2 separate regions of the Homo sapiens genome follow, and region 1 is linked to region 2. A link is an interaction called in ENCODE POLR2A ChIA-PET data of the cell type or tissue named here. Cell type or tissue: GM12878. All regions are shown on one strand. Links, peaks and the distances in the headings refer to the core of each region. The heading gives the core; the rest is flanking DNA. Region 1 overlaps UBAC2 (UBA domain containing 2). Region 2 overlaps PCCA (propionyl-CoA carboxylase subunit alpha).

Region 1 (8,789 bases), core at 2,608-6,607, 760 kb before region 2:
CCTTCTGAGTTGTCCCAAAATGGGGACCAGTCCTGTTGGGTAAGTCCCATGCGTACGACCTCTTTGAACCTTAATTACCTCCTTAAAGTTCCTACCTTTAAATACAGTCACATCGTAGGGTTAGGGCTTCAGCGTGTGAATTTGGGGCAGGGGCAAGGGGTGGGAGACAGTGTGTTCCATAACACTGCAGAGTGGAAAGGGCCCAGCATAGTCTCGGCGCTGAGTGACTGTTCTGCTTGCAGACGGTAGTTATCAGGCACACACAGTCTCTGTGGATGCCAGGTTGGATGCTCCATAGTGGCAGGAGATAGGTCGGCCTAGGTGAGGGGGACCCACACATTCCTCTGTGCTACCACCATGGCCATCCATTCGTGTGCCAGCGCTGGGTTATCTGGTGATGGAGCCACAGTCATTCTGTCCACCTTCCATTTGGTGCCTTTTCTGTGGTGGATGCCCGTGGTGGGCACGACCTGCAAGACACTTGATGCTGTTCCTTTAGCTGGATCCTCCTTGTTCCCTCCCTTCCAGTCCCCTGACCGACCAACCAGGTGATCTGCCATGCCCAGCAGATCCACACGTGTAATTGCCTCAGGCCACTTCTCTTCACACAGAGTTGATGACCAAATGTGCTGCCCAGGCTCTGCCCATAGGGGGTTCCCCTGATCGCTGTCTTTCAAGATTGAGCCATCATGCAGCCGTTTCTTTCAGCTGCCACTCATGTCCTGAGCCAGCCTGTCCATTTGGCTGTTTTCCCCTCTGTCACTTGGTCATGAGGGGCCCACCAGCTGTGGTAGTCGGTGTTAGCTGGGAAGAGGCTGTGGTGCAGCAGAGGTGGCTGCCAGGGTGGTCTGGCATGCCTGCTTCTGCAGCTCACCCATGCCCTGCAGCCCCACCTATGCTGAGCCCAGATGCCCGTGTCCATCTGATGATGGGTTTCTGTCGGCCCACCTGGCTTGGTAACTTGGTGGGTCTCCACTGCTGACCACATGCTCACTTTGTGGCCTACAGACAGGCACTTCATGGTGCAGCAGCAGTTTATGCAAGTGGGATTCTTGGCTGTTTGCGCACGCCCTCGCTCCAGGATTCTACGGACCCCCATTGTGGTTCTCCTTTCCTGCCTTGCTGTAAACTCCGCACGGTGTCTTTCCCCCCAGATACTTGGAACATCACGGGATCTGCCAGGTTGTACCCAGGCCTCAGGGAATGAGACAGACCCAAACCCCTGCCCTGCTGGAGCGTGCATTCCCACCAGGCGCCTGTGAAGTGGCACAGGCCTTTATGGCTGTCTACACTGCTGTCAGACTCCTCCACTTTCATAGGATGGTCTCACTAACAGATCTGAAGTCCAGAGCAGGACACCAGCCCCTGGGCTCTTGCTGGGCTTTTACGTTGAGTGGTCTGCTGGGCAGCACAGACCAGACTCTTGATTTTTTCCTAAGCTTCCTAAGTTCTCTTCTAGGGTCCGCACATGGGTACACCCAAACCTGAGCACTTAGCCTCCTGCTGAACTTCTTCACTCAGCTGTGTCTCAGTTTTCTTCACATAAGTATGATAAATCACCACGTAGAGAACTCTTTTGTTAAACCACCACTGGAAATTATCTGCCGTATTTGTGTGCATGCACGAGTACCGTACAGGGTGCAGTTGTATTGGAATGTAATACCAGGAGAAAAGTTTATTTTCATTTACTTTTCAACAAATAAGTACTTAGTGCTTATTATATGGTAGGCCTAGAGCTGGACATTGAGGACACAGGTGTAAAAAAGATAGCCCCCAGTCCTTTTTCTTATGGAGCTTAGGTCCTGTCTCTCTTGCAGAATTAGCATGTTTCACTCTTTATCAGTAAGAAGACCACCACCATTTATTTTGCCAGTCCTATAGTAAGTACTCAGTATATGTTATCTCATTTATGCCCGGTGTACGCCTAGAGAGATGCAGGTATTCCCTCATGACCCCGGAGGCTCAGGGGAGTGCTTGCTTGTCCAGGGGCATGCAGCTGTTGATGGGGATCTGGGAGTGAGACCCAGCTGTGTCTGACTCTGAGGTCTCTGTTTCTGATCCCTAACTCATATACCTCCCAATATGAGAGCTCCTTGGTGATTTGTTTTCCCCCTTTTCACTTTGGCTGGCAGGAAACTCAGTGCCAGGCTTCAGGTTTAATTAGGGTTAAGTTAGAACTTTTGCTTCCATCTTCTTCTTTATGTTTCAAATACATGTTTTTGTTGTTTGCTCCTGTATCTTTTATTGTAGGCAATCTCATGCTGTGTATTTCATTTAAAATACAACTGTTATTTATTTAAAAACTTGATTTTTAGATGCTTTTCATAGAATCTGAGTTTATTTAGTCAGAAAGTCATTTTTTTTCAGTTACTAACTGCTGTATGTTACACATGATCTGTCTGCAGTTTTTCATTTCAGGTATTCCAAAATAACACTCAAGTCTTGATTCAGTGTTGTATTTCTTTAGATTTCTCTTGCCTGCTTATGCCAGAGTTCATCCTGCCATCTGGCAGGTGCTCGCTGCCACCCCCTGCCACGTGCTCCTCGTGTGGCTCTGGGGGCACAGTTAGACAGTTAGACTGCTTGGGAAGCTCTCTGACCAATACTGGTGGCTTCGCTGTGGGCACAAAATAAATGAAGAACATGTCCTTTCCCTCCGTGAGTTTGTGGCCAACTTCAGGGAGCTCAGGCAGTTGTAGTTGAAATAGATGAGCATCCAAGAAACAAGGAAATATTTACTGAAGCACCCATGCAGTGAAAATCTGAGGAGAGAGCCACTGGTGTGGACTGATGCTGCCAAAAAAGATTTCAGGAAGTAGAAGGACGGGTGGAATTTGGATGGGTGGAGAGGGTAAGGCACATCATTCCAGAGGAGAGGACCAGCAAGAGTGAGGCATGGAGGTGCTAATGAGACCTTAAAAAGGAGAGACCTCCAGGAGCCCTGTGATTGACATGTGGGCAGATATGTAGTGAGAAATGGGAAATGATATAGTAACTGATAATGGAGGGAGGTAGTTTAAGCCTGACAATAGATTTCGGCTTGGACATTGGCTGTGAAAAATTGTTTATTCAGTAACAAAGATAGGACAGTTATCTCAGAAAAATGTCATTTTATTGCACAGTGTAAGATGGACGGGGGAAAGGAGAAACCACAGAGGAGGAGACAAATAGAAGGAGGTTTCTAAAGCCCGGCTCTCAGAGGAGTGCCTTGGCTGGGCTGATGCTGTACTCTGGATCGAGCTCTCCTTCCTCTGTTCACTCCCTAAATAGGTTGTTTCCCAAGACTCAGTTCTCTGCCTACTGAGCTTTTCACGTTAGACACCCAAGGGGACCCACCCAGCCCCTGTCCTCACCACTTTATTGAGCTCATGGCTCCCATGAGTCCCTCAAGATCTAGAGACTGGACCTCCCTCTCTCCTGGGGCTCCAGACCGAAATATCCTACTGCCTATAGTACATCTCCACTTCACTGTCCCATCAGCTCTTGACAGGTACTGTTTCTTTTTTTCTTTCTTTTTTTTTTTTTTTTTTTGAGACAGAGTCTTGCTCTGTTGCCCAGGCTGGAGTGCAGTGGCGTGATCTTGGCTCACTGCAACCTCTGTCTCCTGGCTTCAAGCAATTCTCCTGCCTCAGCCTCCCGAGTAGCTGGGATTACAGGCGCTCACCACCACATCCGGCTAATTTTTGTATTTTTAGTAAAGACGGGGTTTCACCATGTTGGCCAGGCTGGTCTTGAACCCCTGACCTCATGATCCACTTGCCTTGGCCTCCCAAAGTGCTGGGATTACAGGCGTGAGCCACCGCACACAGCCGACATGTACTGTTTCTTTGCTAAATTTGTTTCCCTTTCTCACTCCCTACCTGATGAAAAGCACCCATTGTTTACCCGAAAGTCCAAACCTAGGGTTTCACCCCAGACATTTCCCACTTATACATCCATGTCCTTCCTGCCTTCCCCACCAGTTCAGCCCCAAAGAGTCTCCCTCCTTGATGTAAGTCCGTCATTCATCTCCAGTGCTGTAGTTCAGGCCACCGGCGCCATTTGCCTGGATTTCTTCCCTCCCATCTCCATCACCGACTGCCTCCCTCCTGAGCCTGCCCCACAGCCTCCACCAGTGATCTCTGTGAAAACAGAAATCTGCTTGTTTCACTCCAGCTATCATCCTTCAGGGCCTCTCCATAGCTTTCAGGGTGGTTCCAACACAAGGCTCCTGCCTGCTATGTGGCCGCATCTCCTTTCTGCTGCCGTGTGCAAGCCCTTAGGCCAGCCATGCCTCACCGGGTTACTCACAGTTAACTGCTGCTCATATTGTTTCACGCAGTCTCACCTTTACATCTTCCCTTTCCTCTCTGCCCAGAATGAACTTCCCTGTACCAACCCCTTCACCCCACCCCTCCCACATACACATCATTTTCACTTGTCTAGCTGCTATTTACTCGGCATTCCTGACAAATATCGCCTCCTCAGGGAGGCCTTCCCCAGCTTCCTGGGGGGCTCCCAGGGCTCTCTCTGCCCCTGTAGACACTGCCTGTCTCTCGTGGCACCGCAAACCCGATGTTCACTGGTGATTTACTGCCCTTTCTCCACCAGTGTGTCTCCGGATGGAGCAGACTTGTTTTCTGTATATCTCCAGTGTGTGAATAATGCCTGGCAGATGTTAGGAACTGTGGGAATTAATGAGCAAATATGAGCATAATAAATAGATACAGAAAGACTTTAAGCAAGCTGAACACAGATGAATAATCAGGGCTGGAAACATCTACAGAGGTTGAGTGCAGTGGTTCACGCCTGTAATCCCAGCACTTTGGGAAGCCCAGGCGGGCAGATTGCTTGAGCCCAGGAGTTTGAGACCAGCTTGGGCCACATGGTGAGACCCCCATCTCTATTTAAAGAAAAAAAAAGATCTACGGATACTCTTGAGAGAACAGTAGAAAGCAAGACCCATGTCTAGAGAGTGCAAAGAGGGAAAAAAAAGAACCCCCAGGGACCAAGGAGAAAACCAGTTCAGTGGCCAGGGAGCCTGCGGAGTAGAATGTTTCAGGAAGAGTAGGTGTTTCAGGAACAGATTCAGACGTTACTATCCCCGGGCGCCCCCCCCCCCCCCCAGGAAAAAAAAGGCAAGTGAAGATGATACTGGAAGACCACCACTGGATTCAGCAGAATGAGTTCACTTTTGAAAGGGGCTTCGGTGGAGAGATGGGGATGAGAAGCGCTGCATGAGCTGGAAGTGGGGGAAGGTCAATATCACTCTGTTCTGACTGGCTGCCCTCATTCTGGGACATCACTGTGGTCACGCTGGTCCCCGTTCAAGTTACTTTCACTCTGTGAGAAAGTCAATATGATCTTATGCTCCTGAAGCATTTTTAGTCCACTGTGTGGCATATTCCCATTCCACAGCTCTGATGAACAGTGACCAGGGTGATGGCTCTATAGATCTCACTTCAACTGAGACATGAGACCTAGGTGCTGACAGGGGCAGGGTACAGTGGTCCCATGCTCATCATTAAGCACAGGCATGTGATAACGTCATCTAGTGTGCTTTGACCTCCTACAGATCTTTCTGGACATTTCCCGCCAGCACTGACTATCCAGAGGCCTTTGGAGGCTTGTCTCATGGGCCTGTGGCAGTGAAGATGGAGTGGGCTGCAGAGTATTAGCTGCAGCCTGTGGTGCCCACTTCTTATCTCCCTCCACATCCACAGCTGTCCCATTCTTTTGTAAACTCGGGACACTATGCTGGACACACATAAGCTGCTCTCAGTAGTTCCTTGCCCGCTGACTCACTCTTGTCTCCCAGCAGAGCTGCCTTCTCCAAAGCAGGTGGCATCTCAGAGTCATTTTGCTACTTGCAGCTGTGATCATCTTTACACTGCCAGGGCCATTACATAACTTTTCATGGGTTTGTGTTTTGTTCATCCCCAGTAGAATATGAGCTCTTGGAGGACAGGAGCTGTTGTACTTCTTTGTCTTTTGGCTCTAATGCAGTGTACTGCCCTGAGGGATTAAATAAGACGCCGCCTGCGCCTTCAAGAAGTTTGCAGCCAGCGAGGGGAAGACATGAGGCTGTACTAGGCACTAGGTTTCTACAGGAGTCTGTGCAAAGAGAAGAAAAAAGAACCCTGAGCCTAAACAGTGGGTGTGGCCAGTTCTCCCTAAGGGATACAGCGAGGGTAATCTTGAGGCCAGCATTGGGGCAGGTGTTTCAGTCACGGGGGGCCTTATGAAAAAACGCACAGGGGCTCAAAACAGCTGTGGGGACAGCAAGGAATTGCATTCGCCTGAGATTGAGGTTCCTATAAGAAAGAGGCAATGAAAGACATGGTTGGGAAGAGAGCAGAGGCCAGGACGGGTCTTCTACCAAACTAAGAATTGCTGTTGTGTTCATCCTGCCAGAAGTGGTGGATCAGTGAGGCCTTTTAAACAGGAGAGTAAGTTAGATTTATTTTTAAGAAAGCTCACTTTAGTCATAATATGAACGTTGTCTGAAGGGATGACGGTAGGCTGGCCACAGTGGCTCATGCCTGTAATCCCAGCGCTTTGGGAGGCCAAGGCAGGAGGATAGCATGAGCCTAGGAGTTTGAGACCAGCCTGGGCAACATAGTGAGACCTCTTCTCTACAAAAAAATTTTTTAAATCAGCTGGGCGTGGTGGCCTGTGCCTGTAGTCCCAGCTACTCAGGAGGCTGAGATGGAACGATCACTTGATCCCTGGAGGTCAAGGTGCAATCACGGCTCAAAAAGAAAAAGAAAAGAAAAGGTGACACTAGAGGAAGAAGACCAGGTGGGAGACAGTGAAAATTCTGTGTGCTCAGGATATTGTTGGTGATGAGCTAGAGCATGCTTAGCTCATCACAGTGAAGGACGAGGGCAGGCTTTGCAGAGCCTCCTTGTCTTCAGACCTCCAGATCAATTACTGGAGTCTCCTGTAGTAATGATCATCCGAATGGTGCCTGTGCAACCTGAGTCTCCACAGCTTCACGGTGCATGTCTCCCTCCCTTTGCTCGCTGTAGCAAAGAAGCTCTGTGTGCTGTGATGAGAAAGATGTATCTGTTCTCTACCACTGGCCCCTGACACACAGCACCTAAAGCCCTTGGAATCTCCACAGTGAGCATAGGGTCCAGCCCTACAGGGCTTAGCAGGTGTTCTCCCCATGTGCGGAGATGAGATTGTAATAAATAAAGACACAAGACAAAGAGATAAAGAGAAAACAGCTGGGCCCGAGGGACCACTGCCATCAAGATGCGGAGACCAGTAGTGGCCCTGAACGGCTGGGTGCGCTGATATTTATTGCATACAAGACCGGGGGTCAGGGTAAGGAGGGTGAATCTTCTAAGTGATTGACAAGGTGAAGCAAGTCACGTAATCACAGGACAGGGGGGCCCTTCCCTCTTAGGTAGCCGAAGCTGAGAGAGAGAAGGCACCATACGTCAGCGTTTTCTTCTATGCACTTATAAGAAAGATCAAAGACTTTAAGACTTTTACTATTTCTTCTACTGCTATCTACTACGAACTTCAAAGAGGAACCAGGAGTACGGGAGGAACATGAAAGTGGACAAGGAGCGTGACCGTTGAAGCACAGCATCACAGGGAGGGGTTTAGGACTTCGGATGACTGCGGGCAGACTGGGATAATATCCAGCCTCCCACAAGAAGGTGGTGGAGCAGAGTGTTCCCTGACTCCTCCAATGAAAGGAGACTCCCTTTCGCGGTCTGCTAAGTAATGGGTGTCTTCGCAGACACTGGCATTACCGCTTGACCAAGGAGCCCTCATGCCGGCGTGACAGAGGGCTCACCTCTTGCCTTCTAGGTCACTTCTCACAATGTCCCTTCAGCACCTGACCCTATGCCCGCCGGTTATTCCTAGGTTATATTAGTAATGCAACAAAGAGTAATATTAAAAGCTAATGATTCATGATGTTTATAATGATTGATAATGTCCATGATCATCTCTATATCTAATTTGTATTATGACTACTCTTACTCTATTTTCTTTTTTATACTGAAACAGTTGTGCCTTCAGTTTCTTACCTCGGCACCTAGGTAATCCTTCGCCCACAGTGAGAAGTGTCTTTTCACATGGATGACTGATGTCCAGGCTCTCCTGGATAGCCTCAGATGGGGGCTGGTTACCAGGGGAACTAATAAGTGATTAGAGGGTTGAGACTTTCAGCCCCACCCCCAACCTCTGTGATTAGGGAGAGGGGTTGAGTTGATCACCAATGGCCAGTGATATAATCAATTATATCTACATAATGAAGCTTCCATAAAACCCCCAAAGGACAGGGTTTAGAGAACTTCCAGATTGCTGAATGTGTGCTGGAGCAGGGTGCAGGGGGTGCCAGAGAGGGGCAGGGGCCATGCCCCATGCCTTGCCCTGTGCATCTCTTCCATCTGACTGTTCATCTGTATCCCTTGCAATATCCTTTCTAATAAATGGGTAGATGTCAGTGTTTCCCTGAGTTCTGTGAGCCATCCTAGCAAATTAACTGAACCCAAGGAGTGGACCACGGGAACCCTCATTTATAGCACGTTGGTTAGAACCGCAGGTTAGGTCTGGCGATTGCCATCTGAAGTAGGGGAGCAGTCTTGTGGGAGTGGGCCCTTAACCTGTGGGCTCTGATGTTATCTCCTGGGAGACAGTGTGGGGATTGAGTTAAATTATAGGACACCCTGCTGGTGTCCACTGGAGCACTGCTTGGGGTATGAAGCCCCCCAGCACATCTGGTGTCAGAATATTGTGTTGAGTCGTGTGTGAGTGTAGAAAGGAAGAAAACAGTGTTGTTTTTCTTC
Region 2 (7,229 bases), core at 3,220-7,219:
AAGGGTCCTGCTTTCCTTCTGCCATGATTGTAAGTTTCCTGAAGTCTCCCCAGCCATGCGGAACTGGGAGTCAATTAAACCTTTGTTTATAAATTACCTAGTCTTGGGTAGTATCTTCATAGCAATGTAAAAACCAATTAATACACAGGGCAAATGTGATTTTCAATTTTCCTTTTTATTTTTTATTTTTGAGATGGAGTCTTGCTCTGTCACCCAGGCTGTAGTGCAGTGGTGTGATCTTGGCTCACTGCAACCTCCACCTCCCAGGTTCAAGCAATTCTCTTGCCTCAGCCTCCCGAGTAGCTGGGATTACAGGTGTACGTCACCATGCCCGGCTAATTTTTGTATTTTTAGTAGAGACAGGGTTTCACCATGTTGGGCAGGCTGGTCTCGAACTCCTGACCTCAAATGTCTTCCTGCCTCAGCCTCCCAAAGTGTTGGGATTACAGGCATGAGCCACTGCACTTGGCCAATTTTCAATTTTCTAATAGCCACATTAAAAAAAAGTAAACAGGCAAAATTAATAATATCTCAATATCTAAAATGTTATTTAAGTACATAATCAGTATAAAAAGTATTAACAAGACACCTTAGATTCTTTTTTTTGGGCCCTAAGTCTTCTAAATCCAGTGTATATTTTATACCTCTGGCATATCTCAGTTTGATTAGCCACATTTGAAGAGCCCAATAACCTCATGTGGCCAGTGGCTACTATATTGGATAGTGCAGGTCTATTGAATTAGTTATGATAAACTCCCTGTTATGAAAGCTGTAGTTTAATTTAAAATCTTCATCATAGGTGATATGCTTTGGGGTTCATGTATCCATGTGTTGCATTCCAATCTCGAAGTAATCAGCTATCCTAAGTGGCTACACTCTTAAGAGTAATTAACTAACATTTGTTGAAGAGGACACATTATAGAGGGGTGGAATACTACAAACGGTTCAGCCATCTTTCTCCTTATACACTGGTAGCCTTCCTCATTAGCGTAATAACTGTTAGAAGTGGGCTATCAGCCAGGTGTGATGGCCCACGCCTGTAATCCCAGCACTTTGGGAGTTTGAGGCCAGTGGATTGCTTGAGGTCAGGAACTTGAGACCAGCCTGGCGAAACCCTGTCTCTACCAAAAAAAAAAAAAAAAAAAAAACACCCCACAAAAATTAGCTGGGTGTGGTGGCGTGCACCAGTAGTTCCAGCTACACAGGAAGCTAAGTTGGGAGGATCACTTGAGCCCAGGAGGTCAGGGCTTCAGTGAGCCATGATTGCACCACTGTACTCCAGACTGCTAGGCTAAAGGGCAAGATCCTGTCTCAAAAAAAAAAAAAAAAAAAAAAAAAAAAAAAAAGAAAAGAAAAGGAAAAAAAGAAACGGGCTGTCATTGAGGAAGTTTGTGGTATTCGTCAATATATGTTATTGGCTATTGCTTTAGGGAAATTCTGTGCCTTTGTACTATTAGAATGTAATAATGTAGTTGGCCTTTAATTCTTTACCTTTAAGGATAATACTCGGGCCCGATCCCTAAATGAATAGTTCTGTGTTCAGCCACTTGTCTGGTGGATTCTTGATGGCTTAGTCTGACAGTATGGTTAGCCAAAGCAGAATATTGTTTTTTTTTGCCTATGGTGAGCCTTTCTTGCAGTCTTTTGGAGCCTTACAAAGTACAGGAAGTTAAGATTCCACTGAACTTATCAAGCAGGTTTTATGATTCTTTTTATGTCTTAATAAATGTTTGTATGTGTGGACAGAGTTTGGTCTGGTACTTGCTTTCATTATAACCTCATAGTGAAGTTACAGAAATAGCTAACTGACCTCCCACATTGGTGACCACTGGTAATTACTAAAAATAAATAAATGTATGTAACTGTCTGGGTTTAGCACATTTATTTATTTATTTTTGAGACAGAGTCTCGCTCTGTCACCCAGGCTGGAGTGCAGTGGCATGATCTTGGCTCACTGCAACCTCCACCTTCCGAGTTCAAGCGATTCTCCTGCCTCAGCCTCCCGAGTAGCTGGGATTACAGGCACACACCACCACATCCGGCTAATTTTTTTTTGTATTTTTAGTAGAGATGGAGTTTCACCATGTTGGCCAGGCTGGTCTCGAACTCCTGACCTCAGGTGATCCACCTGTCTCCACCTCCCAAAGTGCTGGCATTGTAGGCATGAGCGACCGTGCCTGGCCCAGGTTTAGCACATTTAAAGAGATACGAGGGATAAAGGTGTAGAAGTGGAATCTCCTTGGAATTCACTTAGCATGTTTCGTCATAAATCCTGAAATCAATTCTGCTCCCTGCTATCTTTGCCATCTCCTTTGCTGTGCCCTTGCCTAAGGTGACTGTGGAGAAACTGTGTTTCCCTCAGTGAGTGATGAATATTCTTTGGCACCTATTCATAGTACAGGTACATGTTCAGACTAAGTTGGTCGCTTCACCCTTCACTTGAGGGCTGCACTTAATCAGACCTTTCTCCTTCCCGGATTCCTGCTGTCCTTGTAACCATTCATTAAATACTGACCTGGTTTGTTTATACCTACTGTCCCAAGTGCAAGTAGACTTGGTCTTTGGTGTAATACATATTTGTTAAATAAATTGATTCTCGTTTGAATCTGTTATTAACTCATTTCTTATTCCACATTTTATCAGTGACTTACATCATGTGCAAATTATCCGGGTGAAATTTAATCATTACTGAAAACGTTATTTTTTTTAACTTGAGTTTTAACAAGCTAACTTGTTGTCTTATGTATGTTCATGAGAATAAGGAAGATTTAACTTATGGTAGCTTGCTTGGATCAAGACCATTAAGTTTCAGTTGGCCTTAAGTTAGTGTGAGCCAGTACAGTACTGTGTTGTTCCTGTCACACTGATGTGAGCTGGCTGGGCTCAGTGGCTTACGCCTACAGTCCCTGCGCTCTGGGAGGCCGAGACACGGGATTCCTTGAGACCGAGAGTTCCATATCAACCTGGGTAACAGAGCAAAACCCCGTCTCTTAAGAAAAAAAAAAGTGATCTTAGGTGTTATTAATAACATAGTGTTTAGAGCTTGCATTGTTATACTCTGATTACATTATATCATGATATTTCTGACATGAATACCTGGATGTGAACTCTCTGACTTTGCCACTAGTGAACTTTGTAAGTGATTTAAGGCAAGTGATTTGGCCTCATCAAGCCTTAGTTTTCTTATTTGTAAAACGGAGATATTATCAGAACTGACTTCGTGGGATTATTATGCTAAATATTGTCATCATAGCCATTACCTGATAGATGAGATAATGCACAGAAGAGATTCATCACAGTGCCTGCTGTATACAAAACGTGTCCTAAGTGTCGGCTGCTTAATGTCCTTAACTGAATTTTGCACATTTGGAAAGCAAGACTCAAAGCCCATGGATAGTGAGTAGCTGGGTGTAAACTCATGCCTGTCCTTTTCCAGAGCTGGTGGACTTACCCATTGTGCTGTATCCTTTCTCAGAAGAGTTGGGCAAGTGACCCAGTGTCCAGAGTTCTGCCGTCATTCCAACAAGTACCCAGTGCAGGGCCAGCTCAGTCCTCTTGGTCTCTGAATGGAGTGTGGTGCTAGCTATGGAGTTAGAGCCTGGGAGAGAGCATCTAAACCTAGGGAAGGGAAAGGAAGAAGGAGGGATAGAGAGAGAATGGGTTAAGAGAAAAATAACAACAGCAAAAAAGATCCTTAGGAAATCTTTTACTTCAGATGACATTATTAGTACAGTTATAGAGCAGCTACTGCCAAAGTTCTTCATTATCTCTTCTGGTACCTGAATTCTCATCTATCTTCAAGGATCCAGGATCCTAATTTATAGTTGTTTTTTCCTGAGTGTCTTCAGGGTGCCTTATGAGTGACTCTCCACATATAGGATCAAGTCCCAGTTCCTTGAATGGCATATGAGTCCTTCCATCATCTGGACTTTTTTTTATCCTAGCTTTATTTGCTACAACTCTCCTAAGCATACCATGCGCTTCAGTCATATTGAGAATTCCTTGTAGTTGCTTAGTGCTACCCTCTTCTTCCAGTGTCACGGCCTTTACACATGCTGTTCATGTGCTCCCTTCTCTGTGTGTAGCATCCTGCACAAAGCCTTATTAGAGCATTTAACACAATTTGTTGTGTTTGTGCCATATTTTACTTTGAAGTTGCCAAATGCACTTGATATTTACCTGTAATTGTTGATGCAGAGGGGCAGTTTTAAGGTTGGGTTTAATTGATTTGTATGCATATTCTTTTATAGGCATAGCCTACCTGGAAGAATATATAGGAGACCAGTAACAGTGGTTGCCTTTTGGGCAGGGACTTGGGTGTCTCTTCAGTGTATCCCCTTTTGTACTTTAAAAATTCTGAATTATATGCATCTATGATTTATTTAGAAGAAAATTTTATGTATGGAAGATTAATTGATATGATTAGTTTTATTGGGTTTTATGCGCTAATTGGTAATACATTAATAGCCCTTAACAGAGAAGATGTGTCAGGTGCAGGTATTTGTTTTGTTATAGCTTTTCCCCAGTTAGACAGATAGGGGCACACTCCTAAATTCATAACAGTCTGGCATGTAGCCCAAAGGGGTGAAGAACAGTAGCCATAGCTAATGCTGAATGAGTATATATTACATGCTAGACATTATTCTAAACACTTTAAGAGTGTTAATTCAAATCATTCTCACAACCTCTTGTGGCAGGTGCTGTTTTTACCCTTATTTTACATACCAGGAAATGAGAGGCAAGAAGGGTGACTTGTTCATAGCAGGACACACAGGAGGAGAACATAGAATGTTGGGAGTTCAGCCTGGGTGGCTTGGCTGCAGACTGACTCGTAATGACCATTCTGCTGCCTGAACAGAAATTAGAATGGGGATTCTTGCTTAATTCTTCCATTGTTATCATGATTTGTTGTATTCGCTGTAACAATTGCTTAATATGTAATTTCTAGGAGTGGTGTTTGTGGTGATTATCAGATGTGGTCTGTTTCACAGTTAATATTAACATCATATTTTAAAACCCATTTAAGAAAGTGTAAACATTGTGTTCTCAGGATATGCTTACTGTTTAAGAGGGGTTTACCATGACCATTTAAATACAGAAAAGTAGATGATTATGCATTCTCAGACCTGAGATGTGAGCAAGGCTCTGAGTGGCTTCGAGTTTTATCACATTAGAAGTTTACCTATTTTTAAGGCAGGGGCTTGGCTCGGGTTGGAGGAGTTAAGACATATATGATGTAAAGGTTAAACCAAGACCTAGCAAGCTTTTTTCACTTCTGAGATTCTGGACTTTTTCCTGTATGTTAAAATACTGCTCTAGGCCGGGTGTGGTGGCTCAGGCTTGTAATCCCAGCACTTTGGGAGGCCGAGGCAGGCGGATCACCTGAAGTCAGGAGTTCGAGGCCGGCCTGACCAACATGGGGAAACCCCATCTCTACTAAAAATACAAAGAAATTAGCCGGGCTTGGTGGTGCGCACCTGTAATCCCAGCTATTAGGAGGCTGAGGCAGGAGAATATGTTGAACCTGGGAGACGGAGGTTACTGTGAGCTGAGATCGTACCACTGCACTCCAGCCTGGGCGACAGAGTGAGACTCCATCTCAAAAAACAAACAAACAAACAAACTGCTCTAGGTTATATAAGAGTACTTTTTAAAAGGTCATTTATAACTCTAACTCTTCTTTTAGAAATATAACTGACACTTTTTTTCTGTAGTTCCGTTGAACTTAAAAATAATTCACAAATACAGAAATTACCGTGTGCTAATGTGTATTACATCCAAATTACTTGGAATGGTGTGTTTTGAAAAACGATTAGCTTGTACAATTTTAGAGTAGGAAGAAAACCTTACTAAATAGCTTTCCATTTGAGTGCTACCAGTTTATGTGGAAATCAAGGCCTACAGAGATTGATTTACTTAAAGTTAAATAGGTCATTAGTGGCAAAGCTGGACTTGGGTTTAGGTCTCTAGATAAACACAGGATACACAACTTCTCTACTGTTTGGTCTCAGCTGCTTCAAAATTTGGTGGTTATTCAAACTTAACATTGGATTCAAATGGTGTAATCTGCTTAGTCTGGGCATTTTTGGATATATGCACAATTAGGTACCTATTCTGAGTTACTGAAAATATGCCCTGTCCCAACAGAGATAGCAGATAAATTATACTTACTTAGTATCAGACTTCCCTTTGAAAACAACTCATGACACTTAGAATTTCCCAGAATTTAGAAAATAAATTGTCAAGTAATTTTGGCCAAAGTGTTTTTTTTGTTTATTTATTTATTTATTTTTTGAGACGGAATCTTGCTCTGTCACCCAGGCTGGAGTGCAGTGGCACGATTTTAGCTCACTGCAACCTCCGCCTCCCAGGTTCAAGTGATTCCTGCCTCAGCCTCCCAAGTAGCTGGGATTACTTGGGATTACCAGCACTTGGGATTACGGGCATGCACCATCACGCCGGCTAATTTTTGTATTTAAATTATTTATTTATTTATTTAGAGATGGAGACTCGCTTTGTCACCAGACAGGAGTGCAGTGGCGTGATCTCAGCTCACTGCAGTCTCCGCCTCCCGGGTTCAAGCCATTCTCCTGCCTCAGCCTCCCGAGTAGCTGAGATTAGAGGCGCGTACCACTAGACCCAGCTCCTTTTTTTTTTTTTTTTTTTTTTTTTTGTATTTTTAGTAGAGACAGGGTTTCACCATATTGGTCAGGATGGTCTCGATCTCCTGACCTCGTGATCCACCCACCTTGGCCTCCCAAAGTGCTGGATTACAGGCGTGAGCCACCGTGCCCAGCCTTTTTGTATTTTTAGTAGAGATGGGGTTTTACCGTGTTGGTCAGGCTGGTCTCGAGCTCCTGACCTCGTGATCCACCTGCCTTGGCCTCCCAAAGTGCTGGGATTACAGGCGTGAGCCACTGCACCCGGGCTTGACCAAAGTCTTTTAGTGTCTGAAATATCATTTGAAGATTTTCTTTTGGCTACAGAATATGTAGATACCCCCATTGTGAATACATTAACCTACTATGCTTTAACAAAGTAATTATAGAACCCGATCATATCAGATGAATTTTGTAGTTCCCTGGTTGTAAACGGTTATACTATTTAATAACCTATTTTAATATTACCCTAAGTATTTATAGTACATTTAATATTACTGTAAGTAATATAGTATTTAATGTTACTCTAGGAAGTAATGTTTATTAGGGTTATATTCAGTGTTGATGTTG

The links. ChIA-PET counts read pairs that join two places held together with the same protein. Peaks named below come from ENCODE experiments on the same cell type or tissue, not always from the same donor. Only the 100,000 strongest peaks of a DNase experiment are listed, where the experiment ranks them.
Region 1: POLR2A ChIA-PET joins it to region 2 with 7 read pairs; 1 of 35 experiments calls an interaction of 5 or more read pairs at or near these places.

The regions. Positions count from the first base shown.
Region 1 is chr13:99,342,230-99,351,018 of GRCh38, forward strand. The region is part of intron 7 of UBAC2 (UBA domain containing 2); the gene reads left to right. Among named protein-coding and RNA genes, the nearest start is that of FKSG29, 4.8 kb to the right of the region's middle. RefSeq lists enhancers at 345-845, 846-1,346. In GM12878, for the core only: no CTCF peak of the experiment used is centred there; no DNase peak of the experiment used is centred there; H3K27ac peaks cover 1,063 bases.
Region 2 is chr13:100,104,532-100,111,760 of GRCh38, forward strand. All of the region lies in intron 2 of PCCA (propionyl-CoA carboxylase subunit alpha), which reads left to right. Among named protein-coding and RNA genes, the nearest start is that of PCCA, 19 kb to the left of the region's middle. In GM12878, for the core only: no CTCF peak of the experiment used is centred there; a DNase peak (open chromatin) is centred at 4,757.